3 separate regions of the Homo sapiens genome follow, and regions 1 and 3 are each linked to region 2. The links are chromatin loops, found by intact Hi-C in ENCODE. Cell type or tissue: heart right ventricle. All regions are shown on one strand. Each heading gives the region's core, and the rest is flanking DNA. Links, peaks and the distances in the headings are about the cores only.

What was found. Peaks named below come from ENCODE experiments on the same cell type or tissue, not always from the same donor. Only the 100,000 strongest peaks of a DNase experiment are listed, where the experiment ranks them.
Region 1: it touches region 2 in a loop (2.0-fold over the local background); 1 of 110 quality-filtered maps calls a loop at or near these places.
Region 3: it touches region 2 in a loop (2.4-fold over the local background); 1 of 110 quality-filtered maps calls a loop at or near these places.

The regions. Positions count from the first base shown.
Region 1 is chr6:14,533,101-14,537,377 of GRCh38, reverse strand. No RefSeq gene overlaps it. Among named protein-coding and RNA genes, the nearest start is that of LINC01108, 250 kb to the right of the region's middle. In heart right ventricle, for the core only: no CTCF peak of the experiment used is centred there; no DNase peak of the experiment used is centred there.
Region 2 is chr6:14,704,657-14,708,933 of GRCh38, reverse strand. All of the region lies in intron 1 of LOC101928354 (a long non-coding RNA gene), which reads left to right. Among named protein-coding and RNA genes, the nearest start is that of LINC01108, 420 kb to the right of the region's middle. RefSeq lists an enhancer at 1,837-3,036. In heart right ventricle, for the core only: a CTCF peak has its summit at 2,333; a DNase peak (open chromatin) is centred at 2,333; H3K27ac peaks cover 2,500 bases.
Region 3 is chr6:15,471,773-15,476,049 of GRCh38, reverse strand. All of the region lies in intron 5 of JARID2 (jumonji and AT-rich interaction domain containing 2), which reads right to left. Among named protein-coding and RNA genes, the nearest start is that of DTNBP1-AS1, 72 kb to the left of the region's middle. RefSeq lists an enhancer at 1,414-2,613. In heart right ventricle, for the core only: no CTCF peak of the experiment used is centred there; a DNase peak (open chromatin) is centred at 2,109; H3K27ac peaks cover 2,252 bases.

The DNA of each region.
Region 1 (4,277 bases), core at 896-3,395, 170 kb after region 2:
ACATAAAATTGAGCCTTTCTATACTCAACAGCAATCAGAATTAATTTCCTACTCCCTTTGAGATCTGGGTCCTTGTGCAACCAACCACCTGACTGGCTTCCTTTTTCAGAACATCTGGAATGTGGAAAGTCTGGAAAGATGTTTCTTTAATGCAGTAGCACTTGGGAGAGTTTTAGAAGTAGCTACTACAGTCTACTCCCTCTTTCCCAACTTAAATGGGGGTGGCAGTATTAAGGAGTATAAGAGAGAGGGTGTGTGCATAACATAAACTTGACATGCAATGTTGAGACCAAGAACTCACCCTTTACATAATGTGACATGGTGTGGAGGTAATTGAAAGAATATTATTAGTACCACCTTCAGGCCTATTGTGGGCTTTTGTGGAGCTGGCCTGAGAATTTGGCTACTATGTATAGCATGACTTTCTTAATTGTCTTGTCTCTAAAAGGAAGTTGTTGTACTATGTGTATCTACTGATGTTACAAACAGCCTCAAAATCAATGGCTTATACCAACAACAATTTATTTGCTCACAATTCTGCCGTTAAGCTGGGATTAGCTGGTTGGTTCTTCTGCTGGTCTTACCAGTGCTCACTCATTCAGAGGCAGCCTTTTAGCAGCTCACCTAAGGTTGGGTAGTCCAAGGTGTCTTCACTCACCTGTCTGGTAATTAGCCTGGGCTGCCAGCCAGGATGCCCTGTGTCTTGCAGGATACTGAGTTTCTGACTGGTGCAGCTGTGTTCCAAAAGGAGGAAGACCTGAAGCAAAAGCATTTATCAAGCCTTTCCTGGCATTATATTTGCTGCCATCCTGGTGGCCAAAGCAAGTCTCATGGCTGAGCCCATAGTCAATGGGAAAGGAGACTACACAGGATGTACTTCATGGAGGCCATGAATGTAACAGTCAACCACAAACCATATGATCTCTAAGGTTCTTTCAACTCCAACCTTCTGTTTTCCTGGGAACATGAGCTCTCATGTTTGGATATCAAGTTAGAAACACCACAAGCAGCCTGCAAGTTCCCCACTATCACCAAGACAACAAAGTAGAGTAGGGGATGATCTTTTCCCTTGTGACACACAGCCTTTTTGTATATGTTGACACTTACAATTTTGGCCCTTTAACACTGCACTATGCATTCATTTTAGTCAGATGTGACTTGTGAAAAACTGTAATAGGAAGAGAAGAGTTTGAGAATGAAATCTGAACCCATTTCCACAGTCCTCAAGCTTGACTCAGACTACAGAGTGTATGCGCGTGGCATGTACGTGGTGCATATTTAAGAAATGTTTGCTCATTGATCTCTACCCAAGGTGTATTAGTAAAATAATAAACTGCATCTCCTCATTTGTGACAGCAGACTAAATTCATCAATATGCTTGTCCTCTGCAATGGACTAAATGTGTCCCCCAAAATTTGTATCTTAAAATGGTAGCCTCCAAGGTGATGATATTAGGAGGTGGAATCTTTGGGAAATGATTAGGTCATGAGGGTGGCCTTCATGATGGGATTCATTCCATGATAAAAGAGACTCCAGATAGGTTTTTTGTTCTTTTAACCATGTGAAGATATAATGAGAAGTCAGCAGTCTGAAACCCAGAAGAGGGCCCCCACCAGAACCTGACCATGTTGGACTTCCAGCCTCCAGAACAGTGAGGAAGAAATTTCTCTTGTTCATAAGCCACCCATTTGACGGTACTTTGTGACAGCAGCCAGAACTGTCTAAGACATCCTCTCTCTCCCCCAATCTCATTGAAATTACACGAAATATGTTTCAAAAGAATAAAGTTATATAAGCATTGGGAAACAGGAAAGGGTGTATTAAAGAAAGAAAATAGGTGGGATTAGATCAGGGTTTCTCAAACTTGGCTCTACTGAGACATTGGACTGGATAATTCTTTGTTGCGGGGCTGTCCTATGCATCGTAGGGGGTTTATTAACATGCCTGGCCTCTACCCACTAAATACCGGCGATACTCCCCCTAAATTGTGACAACCAAAAATATCTTCAAACATTGTCAGATGCCCCCAGCAGAGACCCACTTAATTTGATGGACTGAGAGAATTGAAATCCAAAACCCATGCAGGAGGAGGCTGCTACAGAGGTGGGAGCCTTTCAGAAACTCCCAAGTCACCAATACCTAGAGCACGAGTGGGCTGTGAAGGAGATATACAAGGTGAGCAGTGGAAGAAGGGCTGTCTGCAGAACGGCTGGGACTCTTACAACCTTCTCCCGCCTGGCCCAAGGGGACTGGCTAGCTTCGAGGTGTTTGTCCCCAAACCAGAGCTCCCAGACTACGGTTTTAGTCTAGGAAGGATCTGGGGACGGGGGGCTTCTACTTTAGATGTTGAGGCTGGAGAGAGAAGCTGAGCCTGAAATGTCTATAATAGCTTGGATGGAAGGAAAATCCCCCAAATGCAGCTCCTCTCAGAAGTGACACGAAGGCTCCCAGAACAAAGCCTTCCTTCCTTGGAACTGATGAGGCCTCCAGCCTTTGTACTGGCTCCCTACCATGCACTGCTCACTTCCACCAAAGCCCTCCAATTCTGAGGAAAGTTTTATGGAAGAAAGAAAGAGTAAATAAGAGTAATAATTGCAGAAGAAATGCAACCCAACTATGAATACTGTTGAATTTATTAATTTTGTTGAATTTTATTAATTTGTTTGTAAACAGTATGATCAACAAAGGATGATCAGATATTTGATGAAATCTGTAGGTACGAAAGAGAAGAAATAGAAAGAGAAACAAAAATCAATAACTAATGAGATTTTTCATCTTATTGATAATAAGGTGAATGCAAATTTAAACAGGGAAATGCCAATTAAACCATATTGTTAGAGAGTCAAAAAAAAAAAATCTGGTAACATCCAGTGTTGGTAAAGCTGTGAGGAAATGGACAGTCTCATGGACTATCTCTGGAATGATAAAAATCCTTTGGGAAGTCAGTTTGGCAATACCCATTAAGATTAAAAATGCACAAACTCTTTGACCCAGAAACTTTTCTTCTAGAAACTTTCCTACAAAGATATTCATGTACACACTCAAAGATACCTGTACAAGGATGTTCATGGAAGCATTACAAGTAGGATCAAAAATAAGAAGCAGCTTAAGTGGCTTTCTACAGAAGAATAATTATGATGTGACTCTTTTATGGAATATCATACAGCCTATGAGTAGGATGAAACGGATTTGAATTTGATTGGAAAAATGTCAGTTACTAAATGAAAACAGTAAAACTCCAAACAATATGTATATGTGGTATCATTTATATACCAAAAAATCCACATGTTCACATGTGCATGTGTGCACACATGAGGTGTACAGAAATTGCACAAGGATCTGGCAGGGAGGAGTCAGAAGAGGGAAAAGGAGACCATTTACATTTTACTCAAAAATTCCACATTGCTTGACATTGTTGTAGGGGGTTAATAATACTTTTTTTTTTTTTTTTTTTTTTTTTTTTTTACCTTGCAGCCCCAGCTGGAAGAATACTTTTGTAAGCTTAAAAACAATTTTTAAAAAGAAAAGTAACTGAGACTAATAAACCTTACAGAACTCATAAAGACCATAACTACTTCCTTCAGATAAGATGAGGACACTGGAGCCCTAGCCTGGATCAAGAACAGCAATGTCCTGGTTTCCCATCTTATTTATGCTCTTTCCACTTACCACGTTCCTTTTAAATGTCTAAGAATTTCATTGTTTATTTTAAGCCATTTATCACAGCTGTTATCTTAATCGTAGTTGCGTTTGTTTAACAACCACTGCGGCTTATCGAGAATTTATCTAACATATTTTATAGAATAAGCATACCCTTTAAAAGAGATATCAGGTATTATGAAGAAAACCTTACATAAGTTATTTCTCCAAGCATAAAATGTTCACATATTTTTAATTGAGGTTTCCCTGTAGCAGATCAAATGATGCATTTGTTTTGGTGATTAGTGCCAAACATTGACACAGTGAGAGAGGCAGTTAGACAGCAGCAGCAATGTGAGGGGGCTCTGGGGACACAGTTCTGTCCTGCATACTCTGGGGAGACCCACACTGTTCTCCAAGACTGCATTCCAACAAAGGCGAATGATGTGTATACTTGTGAGAAAAATGAAACCATTCTTATAAACAAAAGGATAATTAACTGCAAACAAATATAATCCTCTCTGAGAATATAAGAGAAGAAGACGGACATGGTGGAGATTTAATTTCAAGGGTGTGGGATACATCTTCACAACTGCCTTTCCAGGTAGGTAAGATTGGAGCCAAACTTTGAAGGGATG
Region 2 (4,277 bases), core at 928-3,427:
GTTGGCCAGGCTGGTCTCGAACTCCTGACCTCATGATCCGCCCGCCTCAGCCACGTAAAGTGCTGGGATTACAGGTGTGAGCCACCATGCCCGGCTGAAAGGAGATTCTTAAATACACAAAATCCTTCACTCCAAGGGTTTAGATTTTTTGCTCAGTTTTAGCTGCAGACTTTGCTCAGTTTAGAGCTACTAGGGCTTTAGTTTACTGTGCCATATTTGAAACTAAAAGTCTGAATTATGCTTTATTTTTTGCATGTGTTATAGATAGCACGTAATGAATAAGCACCCTCAGAATACCTAGCACCATGTTAGGGAAACACAACGCTGAGGCCTTGGTCGTTGTCCTCAGGAAACTCTCACTGTATTTACGGTCCAAAAGGAGGTCCAATAAAACAAGACTATATATAAGCATTAAAATATCTATAGAAAGTCAGAGGAGAAACAGGTAGTTGTGGATCTGTGTTTGTTGGAGAAGGCTTGATTGGAATGTGAGGTGGCCTTGAGGAAAGAGTGCAGATTTCGATTAATTGGGAGAAGGAGAAAGGCCGGTAAGGCCAGGGGGGCTTGAACAAGGTTTGGTGGCAAGAATCTGTGTAGTATCCATGGTGCTCTGCAAGTGGATGAGCCCTCTCCAAGGGAATCATTAGGAGGGAGATGAGCAGATGGGAAGGACAAAGCATTGGAGGACACCCAATTGGGTTGGGTAGACAGGATATGTGCATAGAAAGAGATGAGCCAGACTGTTGTTTGTGCAATTTAAAATATGAAGAGAAGAAAAGGGAAAAAAAAAAGATAAGGGATATTTGGCAATGTACCTTCAAAGCCAAATGAAGGTTGCCAATAAGAAGTGCTTCAGGACCTCAGCAGAGGAAGGAAACACCCAGGGCAGGATTTGTAGAGGATTGTTGAGGGGGAATAGGTCTTAAGACAAGGGAAAGGAAGGGGGAGAGGCAGGAGAAAGGGATGCATGCAGATAAAGGGGGCCTCAGAGCAAAGTTGACTCTAGAAGGGCTCTGGCTATTCGGTGAAGGAGGAGAAGGGTATTATTCAACCAGGAATGGGGCTGAAGACAAGGTGAGAAGGTCTTTAACTGTTGTTCTGGGGAAGGAGTCAGGGAGTGGATGAAGGACAAATACCAGGTTACTAAGTACCTGTCAGGGCCAAGCTGTATTTGGATGGCAGAAGCCACTGGTGGGCCAGGTCTAGGGGTCACAAGCCCTTCTCTAGGTGTGTTTGTAATTCAAGCAGCCAGGATTGGGTGTAGGTGGGGCTGGCTCAAAGAGGGCCTGGGAAGATGAAGTCTTGGTTGCTGATGAAGGCAGCATTTATACAGCTGAATACAAGGTCTGCCAGACTTCAGAGAGGATTCTTGGGAAATTGGAGGAGACCTGCTGTGTTAGGTGTGGAGGTGGAGCTGGTCTCATGCTGATGAAGTCCTGGGAAGACCTTGATTGGCCAACACAGAAATGAGCTGAGGAAAAGAAATAAGGGAAGTTGGAAGGAGAGTATTTGTGAAGAAAGCAGAATATTAAGTATTTTCTTTGATACTTCTTTATATACAGGAAGCTAGGTTGTCAGCAGTAGCAAGAATAACATGACAATGATGAGATAGCTAACTTAGAAGATCTTGGAACAAACCATTTTCCAAATACCTCTGGGTTTTCTTTGTTCTCTATCCAAACTCATTTTATTAAACACCCTTTGTTAATATTCTGATAGATTTTATAGAGGTCAAAAGAGCAGGGATTAGGCTTCGTTTGGAAACTCAGCTCCCTCATTTCCTAACTCATTAAATGAGTCCAAGTAGGAAACAAGTGCAGATATATTTGGAAGATATTAAAGAGACCTTGGGCAAATTACCTAATCTTTCACCCTTGGTTTTCTCATATGATGACAGTGCCTTTCTGATGGAGCCGTTATGAAGGTAAACATTAGGTTCCAACGCATGGGAACTACAGTTGTGTTAAAATGAGAATTTCCCAGGAGTTCGTGTGTTTCATTGTGAGGTGCTATTCAGCTCTGTCTATTTCCCTCACATCTGTCCTTTCTCTTTCTCATCCCCCACTCACTTAGTAAACATGTCTGCTTGGACCAATGATTGGGAGTATGGCGTGCTGAGCCCTGGTAACGGGAAGTAAGCCAGCATTTTCAACAAGTTGCTAATTATACCACTTTTAAACACAATAAGAGAAGAAGGAATGAACCCCATGAGCTGGGGCCACTTGGCAAGTCCCGATGGTCTTCTTAGGCCAGTCAGGATGTTTCTTAGACTCACATCAGCCTTGATGACGATCTCCTCCCACATCGACTGAGTCAGGGGTCGCTGTGTGCTGAGTAATGCAGTCCTTTGCTGGGCGGGAAGTGGGCAGCACTCTGAAGGGACATGAGAGTGGATGACGGTGAAGCTGTGGGAAACTGCGGGGGAGCTGCACACGCCTGATGCCTGTGTCAGAGCCACGCAGTCTCTGAGTCGTGTTCCCAAGCACAACTCACATCTGTGAAGTACATCAGGGAAAATTAAATAAGTCCAAGTAGGAAACAAGTTCAGATATATTTGGAAGATATTAAAAAAAGGAAAAAAAAAATCTCCAAAAGGCCTGATCTCACCTTTCACTTTTTATAGACAACATTTTCCTTCTCTGGTTACATCTTTTCTTGAGGTGTATTAGCAACACTTTGTTCATTTGACAGCCATGATATTTCTTCTTTAGTATTGTATGTAGGGTGAAGTTCAAGTTCCTAGTTGCTCGACAAGTTCCAGTTCCTTGGCATAGGGCATAGAGGTCTGGCCAGGACTTTGTTTTCTCTAATTCAATTTGTCTAAAACACAAGAAAAGACTTTGTGGGCTGAGGCCGAGAAGTCGTGCTTCATATTTGCTTGAATCTTTTGGCCTTACTTCACTGGCAGAGTCTGTGAAAGAACACAGGTTTACTTAAAAAATAATCTTAACTTAAGCCTTTCCATTGTGTGAATTTGACAAAGAAACTCGCCTTATCTGGGTTGTCCCCCATTTCTTTGCTTCTATGAGGAACCCTGGAGACTTCCTGACTTTAAAAAGCAACCAAAAATGAATGTTAAGTTTTGGCATGTAAAAGTTCTTTGGTATACATTTTGCCAGACACGGATGTTGCAAAACTGTTTACTGAGGTATAATTTTGGTGCTTCTATGTAGGAAGGGGAGGAAAAGGGTTATTTATTAAAAGTTCTATATAGGCATCTCTTGCTATTTGACCTCTTGCCATCCAAAGTCTTTCCCTCAGAACTCAGGAGGCAAGTGGATTCAGATAAACTCAGCACTTTCTGAAATTTCAATTTTTGTTTTCTGAAACTCAGGAGCCAAATAGATTTTTTCCTCTCCAAACCCATTACCCAAACACTCACCATCAGAACTTAGGAATCAACTAAGTTTGGATAACAAGACATACTTTTCCCTTCTTCCTGTTTATTAGAACCCACTCATTGCTTGTAGAATATTAGGAAAAGTACAGAAAAGAGTAAAGGTAACAAAAATGACTCATTGTCAGAGGTATAATTCCAAACACTAATTTTCTGGTAATGGTTTATGTCAGGGAGTGAGGAATATACTCCCTTTGTCTCTTCCACATCCTCTTCACCCTCCCCAACTCAGAAACATTCAGAATCCATGGAAATTTCAAAAAAGTAGTTGGTCAGTAGCCATGAATGTTGGTTGGGTTGCCTGTTTCTGTCTGGCCAGCATGTACTGTCTGCATTGAGGGCTTTGTGTTGCCAGCCTTCTGCACTTGAATTTGGATTCGGCCACCAAGCCTTCTCTTGGTGGCCAGCTTCCTGCAGGTCTTCCCAGGCACTGGGGGATAGTCTGCTAGCATGGTTTTTCAGGGTGACATTTGAAGCCACAGGATCTGTGAAAATGTTGTGATCGATCGTTGACAGTGTCTCATCTCCCTACTGATAGACAAGGATAAAAATGCCTGGTTGAAATACTGCTTGAAAATCTAAGCATAAGGAAGGTCAGAAATGAAAATGATGTAGAACTGATGGCACACGTTGACTTAAAAAAAAAAAACACGCATTTTCCTTCAAGTTCTCAAAAAATAAGCACCACTGCTATCTGGTGTCCGACTGAGTGTGGGAGGAAAACAAAGGCAGATGCAGTTGATTAAGTCCAAGGCTTCTTTATGCAACACTGCCATGGCCAGTTTCCCTACTGCACTTATTTTCTCTAAATAAGCTTCCTCAGTTTCTTCTTCACTGCTTCTTGGGGATGCAGCCACAAGGAAAGAGGCAGGGAATGGAG
Region 3 (4,277 bases), core at 697-3,196, 770 kb before region 2:
ATAGGGAAAAGCACAAATCTGATAAGAGAAATACCCTGTAATGGAAAAGTCACAAAACAACCAGCTTGCTCTCCCCTTTCGCTTGTGAAAGATTAACAATTCTGAGCAGTTGCTTGAATACACAATCGTGATGCCCTCACCCAGGTTCTCCCTGCAAGAAAACCTATTTTAAGACCTGTGCCTTCTTCACCCAAGTCAGAAACCAAAAGGACACGAAGATCATCTGCCTCTATATTTGAATGTTTTCAAAAAATGAGGGAGTAAAACTGAGGTGTGAGGAGGGAAGACTGAGCTCTCACCTTCTTAACTAACTATATCCAAACCGTTCTTTCCATGCAGCCAGAGAACTTATTTTCATCTAAAAGCACAGCTCGTGTTTTGCTTCTATTCACCAAGGCACTCCAAAATCAGGGAACAGGGGTAAGGGCAGAGCATCACAGCTTCCTGAGGTCGCAGGTGCAGCACGGCCTGGCTCAGGTGCCTTGTCTCATGGCACAATGTGGGGCTAGTGGGTTTATGTTGAAGAACAGGTGGTAGGCGATTATGCAAGAGAAAATGCTAGTTGCACGGCGAAGCGAGGACCTGGGCCTCCCTGGCAGTTCCACAGCACCTGATGTGGCCTGAGATGTGGTGCTCTCCAGGACTCTTTCCTCTGTCTGCAGTTCAGAAGAGGCCTTCTTCAGGTTCAGAAAATTGCTAACCTCTTTTCTGACAGCACCTGCACCTGCAGAGCTCCAAGCTTCATTAGATTTGCAAGGCACTGGTGCCTGATTGCCTTTTTATTGCAAGGAACCCTCTATAGGAAGATCTGTTTCATTTTATATTATGTCACATTTAAATAAATACTCCCTTTGATGACTGATGGATACTCATAATGAAATCCCATTATAAGAAATTTCTAGGAATTCCGCTCTAAACTTACAGAGAAATGGACCTCAGTGAAATTTTGCAGGAAAGAACTTTTAGCTGCCATGGGAACTGTTGCCAACATTTGATCTGTATTTATTACACATGAAAACAAAGCTCTAGGTGATCCCAGCAGTCTGACCACTTGGAGGATTCTTGTGTAAACGACTGGTGTCAACCGGGATTATTACTGACTTTCAGCAACTCAGCCTTTGCTTGGAGGATGCAACAGTACACCAGTTTTCCTAAGGGTTATAAAAGAATGAAGAAAACAAAGTATAGATAGCAATGTAAATGGGGTTGAAGACACGGTGGGATATAAAAGTTTTAATCTGGACAAGTCACTATTATCTCAGGGAAAGAAGAATGGATTACAGGGACAAAATTTTAGTTGGGAACCTTCACCCAGCTGAATAGTGATCTTGGAAATGTCATTTTCCTTGAACATATAACAATGGCTGGCATCCACCATTAGAGATCTGAATGGCTCTACTGCTGCCCATGATACAGCCTCATTGTTTCCTTATGCTGGGATATAAATGAATCAATGACTGGACAAATTAATGCTAATCTACTCTATCATGCTGATTTCACAGAAGTAGAAATTAAGAATCAGAGAAGCTAAGTAAATACCTTGCCCAAGAACACACAAGCTAACGAGTAGCTAAAAAAAAAAAAAAAAAGGCATGCAACTAAGTTCCTGATGACTGTTCGATGGTGGCAAAGACATTCCTAAGAAATGAACAGACAAAAATGACAACAAATATGCATATTGAGCAACATGGCATTACAGTGTAATTTTAATCATCTAGAAATGGTTGAGGAAGTAGCAATGTTGGGCATGAGAATATTCCACAGCTGAGAATATTTAATTTTGAAAGACTGCTACACTTAGGTTTTTATCAATTTTGGATGAGATGATCAATAATTTCCTTCTCTACTGTTGAAAATAGTAACTTCAGAAATACTCTTAGGTTCAATTAGCACCTCTTGCCTGAGGGATTACTCCCAATATCACAAGTGTTTCCTTTAATAAACTGACGTCAGTTTGTTTCCTTGTCATCTGCCTTGATATAAAAGCGGATGTGAAATAGACTGGGGAAGGCAGCACAGCTAGCCAGCTACTGAGAGCTCAGTGTTCTTCTACAGTACTGCCTGAACCTGAGGCTGACATTAGCTTTCTTCAAAGCTGACTTTGGTTTCACGAAACCACCATGTTCCCCCGGGTCATTTGAAATCGGAGGAGCATTCCAAGTGGCCTGTATATTACTAAGCTGGCTTTATTCCATTCCCTCCACTGGCGTCATAAGGAAGCACTGACATCCTGTGGATTGTTACTCTTTGGCTTCCAAGGCCATTCAAGCCATGTGGCAACAGCAGGAAGGACTCTGCAGAGACCTATATCCCAGGTAGTGGCTTGTGGGGATTTTTTCTTTTCATATGACTTCACAAAAGACTTGGTACTCGGATGCCTACAAAGGGACAACAAATACATAAAACCCATAAATATACACAAAAACTACAAAATGTCTTAATGGAGCCCCAACGATCACACCACCCCCCTCTTAAGGACCTTGGTATATGGGTGTGAGGTGGGTGGCAGGACACAAAGCGGGGGGGGGGGGGGGGCACGCACATCAGAAGACAAGGGAGACAAGTCACCCAGGTAGCATCACCAAGTGACAGGGAATGACAAAGATGAATGAGACACTGAAACCTGTTTCATCAGGAGAAACACACGTAAAGACCTGAATGTCTTCTGACGTTTCTGACAGATGTGCCAGGAGACATCATCTCCCATTAGCTCCTTGTGGGTAGATCCTATTGCCGTGTTCATCTGTGCTATCTTTCAGAGCGCTTACGTCAGCACAGGGGCTTACATTTTTCTCATTTATACAGAAGTTAATCTTATTTGATTTAGGAGAGAAAAGGTAACTCCATAAATGGTTAATATCATTCACCACTGTTAACATGGCAAAGATTCTATGATTATGTTTCAGCACTTATCACAATAAAATGAGTTTGAGCTCTCTCCAAATCCTCCACAAATACAGCAATTTCGGGAACATGTAAATATGAAATCTTTCCTAACACGGGTATTCACATTTGCTAAAAACTCACAAATTCTGTAGGAAAAATTCTAGTGGAGTTGGTTTCGTGCTTGTCTCTTTGACTTGCACAGGAAATGGAATTTTTCTGACCAGGTTAAGATCTAAAAAATGCCCAGGCATAGCAATAGAAAGAAAACCTCAGACTAAATAAGATTCAAACTTCCCTATGACGCTGCTGAAGAGCAATGAATTAAATTGCAGAGGGACATGCCCAGGAAGTGAGTGCCTGCTCAGGAACGGGCAGGCCTAACACAGACTGAACAGGGAAATGGCTGGTGACTCTGGACAACAGAATGGGACAGCAAGAAGGACTGCAGTCTGGACAGATCTAAATACAGGTCTCTTGGGCCTGCAACAATCCCCCCACCAAACTTCCCCTGAAGTTCAGGTGCAGGCAAACAGACTGCACAGCCCCATGGCTTCTCCCAAGATGGTAGTTCTGGGACTCTGCTGGGTTGAAATCAAAGAAAACCCATTCACAATTCAAATACGACATAATCAAAATGGTAGACACTTGGAGGTTGGGGGCAGGCCTAATCACAGATGACATCAATCTAATTAAAATTATAAGCCAGCTGCTCAGGGATGTGAGAAAGGCCTTTCAGTTTGGTTATCTACAAGTCTCAGAAAAGGAAGCACAGAAAGGTTTGTACATTTCAGTGAAGTTAGTCCCCTTACTAAGCTCAGCTGGTTTGGGTATGCTTCCTGCAGCTCCTCTATCTGATGCTGTGACTCTATTGTAAAAGAAAGGATGACAGAAGAGACAGGGCGGAAGAGGGACAGCAAGGAGGGCAAGGGCACAACTCAGAAACAGCAGTAGGAGGTGGGTGTGTCGGTGCTTACCCAAGACCACTCATTCCACCTAGTCTTCCCAGCCTGGAGCCAGGATTCACACTATCCTACCAGCCCCTCACCGAGAGACATCAAAATTCATGAGGGGACAAAAAAATCCCAACACTGTTCCTGGAAATATCTGAATTAACAGGCATTAAATTTTTAATTTTAAAATTAAAAAAATTTTTAAATAAAATTTTAAATTTTAAACAATAAAAAATGAAAAAGTAGAATCTCCTAAGATTTTTGAAACTCAGAAGTTCATCTGTGTAAATGCACAGAGATATGTATCTATAGATAGTTACACTTTCCTTGACTCCTAGTGGCAATGACAGTGGTCAATGTAGAATCATTATGCCCTCCTTTAGGTGAGAGCTCAGCCTATCCCTTCACCCTCATTCCATCCCCTTCTTTCATATGCTCCAT